Regions from separate parts of the Homo sapiens genome. Here region 1 is linked to region 2. A link is a loop called in an ENCODE intact Hi-C map of the cell type or tissue named here. Cell type or tissue: PC-3. All regions are shown on one strand.

Region 1 (2,500 bases), 170 kb after region 2:
TCAAATACAAGGTAGCTTAGAACTATAATTCCTTGGAATGTTTCAACAAACTATGATAAGAACCATAAGAGAAATAGCATAATACATTTTTTTTAAAGATAGGAAACTTCAGAACATTTCATCAAGATGTGTTTGGGTCATGATGGATTGTACTATAACATTTCTTTTAACAAAATCCCAACAATGGTTACATACAAACCTCAAATTCTTGGGTACTCAAATATGAAAATGAATGTTAAAATGGATTTTTTTCATAAAATTAATAAAGGCAAGTGCCGTGAGCATAACTCTCAAATACTTCTTTCCCAAAGGGAATATCTGGGATTGCCTCAGGTTATAAGGCTTGTAAGGAGACAAGAAATGCTAAGTGGGAAGTTACACTGTACAAGCCTAGGAAAGAAATTATTTTAACTTGCCTTGTTAAGGCTAATTAGCATAGATGAAAAGAGCTAGATAACTCAGAGTATTCATTAGCTCCCTCACTCCACTAAGCAACCTCCCCAAAGTGCTAATATCTTTCCTACTACATTCTTAAAATGTTTCATATTCACTATTCATGATTCACACTTTGAAAAGACCAATTTCCTGATTAATGCCTAAATAGAAAGAGTATAAAATGTCTCAAAAATTAGCAAAGGCCTCAAAGGTGTAAAACTGCTATTGTAAAGGCTTTGTAAAGGAAAAAAAAAGAAAAAAAGGAAGGAAGGAAAGAAGGAAGGAAGGAAGGAAGGAAGGAAGGAAGGAAGGAAGGAAGGAAGGAAGCAAGCTAACCTAGAACTGTTATTAGCTTTTCCCACACACCCACTCACTCTCACACCCACACATCCTTTCTCTGAAGAACTGTGGGGATGCAGTCACATTCTCAGAGTAAATGTATTGAGATTTACCACATTTCAAAGCTTCAGGGTTTTGTTCATTCTCATTCCTCTTCACAATAAAGACAATATTGATTCCATAGCATTCCCCCCTCTTTTATCAGAATTGTTTGCACAGTAACTCACACATGAGTAAGTGACCAACTTTGCATTATTTGTGCTAGATAATGATTTCCATTCCTTTACCACCAGATCCTCTAATGGGCTGATTTCTCAATTCAGTCATCACTATGGTGGTTCATCTAATTACAGATGTTCACGGCTAAGAATAAAGTTGTGCACCAGCGAAAAAGTGTTTCATCTCTGTCCACTACCAACAGAGGGTAACCAACAGATTATGAATAACCCTTTATTTGTCTTTCCCAACCCCTTTCTGGAGGTGAATGAAGAGATTGTTTTTCATTTGCTTTGTCTTTTTCTAAACAGAAGACAAATACACTCACAGAAAAGATGAATACCATTGTCTCAAGTCAACATAAGCGATTTTCAACACCTTCTAATTCATGTATTTCTTTCTCAATTTCCAGCTACTGCTTTGAGTCATTACAATTTATTATGTCACCATGATTATGTGGGCTGCAGCCAGACTGATTCTTCTACTTTGATCATGGCAATCCCTTGCCCTAAAACCTTCAATGGCATAAAATATCAGAAAAAATATAAACTCCTTCGTTGATCACTCGAAGTCCACAATAGTTAGACCCCAACCTACTTTTATATTCTGTTTTATAACAATAAAATAAATCTCTATGCTTGTCTCCCTGACACATTTTAATCTTTTGTGACAAAATACCTTTTCTACTGCCCTCTTCTCCCTGAACTGCCCTCATTACCCACAAAAGACTCCATTCTGGCCTCCCTAAGTAGTGAACCTAGTCGTCCTCCCAGTCTCCACTCATGTGTCCCTGTCTTTCTAAAGTCATTCAGATTTCATGTGATTTACTAATTGTGTTACTACATGTGTAACGGCTTTGAAAAATACCTTTATAAGACTTTTAATGTAAAAGACTTTTAATGTAAATATATAAATCAGAAAAAGTCTTTGTAACGTTTAGCTTCAAAATATGTAAACAGCACTTAGGTACATTAACTGCCAAGGGCCTTAGCTCATATTCTTGTTTTGTGGTTATTTTAAGGTGTATCTTATTTTCCTCAATCAGAGTAAACTCCTAGAATGTAATTTTTCAATAGTTAACATTGCCCGGACAGAGAACCTCATACAAACTTTGTGTTTACCTTACATATGAGAATGTGGAATTCACAAATGATGTCTTATAATATAGTTGTTATCGTTTTTTTTGTTTTGTTTTGTTTTTTGAGACGGAGTCTCACTCTGTCGCCCAGGCTGGAGTGCAGTGGTGCGATCTCAGCTCACTGCAAGCTCCGCCTCCCGGGTTCACGCCATTCTCCCGCCTCAGCCTCCCGAGTAGCTGGGACTACAGGCACCCGCCACCACGCCCGGCTAATTTTTTGTATTTTTAGTAGAGACGGGGTTTCACTGTGTTAGCCAGGATGGTCTCGATCTCCTGGCCTCGTGATCTGCCCGCCTCGGCCTCCCAAAGTGCTGGGATTACAGGCGTGAGCCACCGCTCCTGGCCCTAGTTATCTTTTTAAATAGCAAATTT
Region 2 (2,500 bases):
GCCTTACTTTTCTCAATGACAAGACAGGGGAAACAATTAGTGTAATACTTACCCCACTGTTTTGTTAATGAGGATTAAGTAAAAACAAAACAAGACATCTGCAAGCCAGTTCACAGTTGACCAAGGGTTTCCTGTGCATCCCATTTATCCTTTTCTGACTAGAAGGCTCAAATGACTTACCTATGGCACACAGCCATGAGCTAGCAAACGGAAATTTGAGCCTAGCTTTCTGGCCTCTAAGTCCAGTACTTTCTCTCCTAATTGACAAATAATAAATAAGGAGATGCTCTGAAATACAGAAAGTACTGTAGACACCAACAGTATTATATATACTTGGCCCAATTTGATTAAAAACAACTCAACAGCTTTTTTTTGTGACACTTGGATCTTGACGATCCAATCAGAGGACAATGATCACAGAAATACGAATTGGATTTCTTTTCTTGATAAAAAGATTGCTTGTCATTATTCAGCTTGTGTATCCTATTGAACGTACCTCAATGTGAAAAAGTCTACCTTTAAAACTGGGTGCCTATATAGCTACCTACTGGTGTGGTAATGGCTACACATATATTTTTCAGCATTTCAAATATATGCATTGCTTCAGAGTGAATTATGAAGTGAAATTCCATTTATTGTTTCTTATTTTTCCATTGGCACCCCCATATTCTTAAAGACAGGTTTCACTATGTAAAAGGTAGGAGATTTTCTGGGTGGGAAAGGTGCCTGGTCCTCCCTAGGTGCCAAGAGCAGTAGTCATTGGTGGGGAGGGAAGGGAAAGTGCTCAGGGGCCTCTGTGGACGCAGTTTTCCAGGGCTAAGATAATTAGTTGCCTAGAATACTTTTGAGAAATTACTCCTCCTTTTTGGGAGCTGTAGGAAAATTCAATAAATGGAATTTCATTGCTATGGATGAAGAAGTCAGACAAACTTTTACATTTCCAGTTGCTAGTCATTTTCAATCTCAAATAGCAACATTTTCAATCTATCAATACTCGTTGATCACCAATTATATGCAAGAATCTGTACCCTAATTTTTCATATCTATAATTAAATCGCATATAATGAGTTTCTATTTTGAAAGTTGAATGTATAGCCTTAAGTTTAAGGCTATAAGATCAGTTCAGAATCATCAGGTTTTACAATTTCATACAAAAGCAAAAAACGGGAAGAAAGAAAATTCTTAATTTCTTTAACATGATTTCTGAGATCATCATATTTAAAGCAACAACATAAGGGTTCAAAGTATATCCCCCAACTATGATTTCAACCAATACAAGTGAAATCACAAGTGAAATCTACCATAGGATATTTTCTACATTGAGAAAGTTCATTCTGGCTCAACCGCGGTGCAAATCGCCAGCCTCTCCACCCTAAATATCTCCCCGTAGCTCAAAAGGCACAGAAGAATAGCTGAAATTGTAATGGAACTGACCTATGCACACATTCTCATCGTCCAGTTGTGCAGAAGCATTTCTGAAGTAGCCCAGCCTGCATAACTCACAGTGCTGCCCTCTAGTGTTGTGTTTACAGCTCACGCAAATGACTGTATTTAGCAGATCGATATAACTGCATCGATTGGAGTGGCCGAAGCATTCACAATCTTGCAAGGAAGAACAGAAATGTATACAGAGTGTATACAGTAGCAGAGTAATAGCATACTACATGCTTGGGTAAAATGAGGGATGGAGAAAAGACGGTGGAATGGCATTACATATATGTGATTCAACACAACACATGGTGGCAACAGGTGGTTGTGACTGGCACGGAAATAGCATCTGTTTCAAGCAGGATAGAAAGGTCGGACATTCGGAACAAGACTGAAGATTGTTAATTCTTGGCAGACAAAATGAACAGAAGCATTTGCAGGTGTACACCTTTTAAAATTTGGGAAGCCTCAGTTTCTAGTGATGAAAAAGTCTATTATTTTTATTTTTTGCAGATGGAGAATTTTAGTGTCTTTGCACCATTTCCCTTGTTTTCATCTTTTCAGCCTTAAAAAAAGTGAGAGGGGACTGTGTGAGCATTGAGAGTCTAAGTACCATCACCATGGCTCCTTTAGCTCTCTGACATCATGCCAAGACAGCAACTCAGTCGGGGTTTCATATACATCATGGCAAATTTAATAGAGTTCTAGACAACTAAACAATTCTTTATTTTTGTTTTTCCCCAATGCTAAGAGAAGATGGCTTTCTTAAGCCTTTCTTCAGACCAAATCTGTATGTATATGTGTGAGAGAAGACAAAAAAAGCAGGGAGATAATTTGTGCGAAAAGGTGCTTTTAAGATTCCCTCCTTTTCTCTTAAGTTTCAAGAATAGTTTGCTACAAAAGAAGAATTAGGTAGCTACTGTAACCCCACCTTTCTTTTCCTTGGTTTCTCTGAAATGTTAGAGGTGTCTCTGAGGCTTAGGAGTGATGGTGGTAATGACTAGACAGGGAGATGAAGAAGAGCATGAGAGTAGTTGGGGAAGGGTGGAGGGTGACTAGATTTCTTCTTTCT

What was found. Hi-C counts contacts between places; a loop is a spot of excess contacts. Peaks named below come from ENCODE experiments on the same cell type or tissue, not always from the same donor. Only the 100,000 strongest peaks of a DNase experiment are listed, where the experiment ranks them.
Region 1: a loop joins it to region 2, with 2.0 times the contacts of the local background. A loop is called at or near these places in 5 of 110 quality-filtered maps.

Annotation. Positions count from the first base shown.
Region 1 is chr1:107,261,535-107,264,034 of GRCh38, reverse strand. All of the region lies in intron 2 of NTNG1 (netrin G1), which reads right to left. Among named protein-coding and RNA genes, the nearest start is that of NTNG1, 120 kb to the right of the region's middle. In PC-3, no CTCF peak of the experiment used is centred here; a DNase peak (open chromatin) is centred at 994; H3K27ac peaks cover 2,019 bases.
Region 2 is chr1:107,429,852-107,432,351 of GRCh38, reverse strand. NTNG1 (netrin G1) reads right to left here. Exons shown (of 8, transcript NM_001113226.3): 6 at 1,435-1,602. Among named protein-coding and RNA genes, the nearest start is that of NTNG1, 290 kb to the right of the region's middle. RefSeq lists an enhancer at 1-499. In PC-3, CTCF peaks have their summits at 1,323 and 1,523 (motif pointing left); a DNase peak (open chromatin) is centred at 1,491.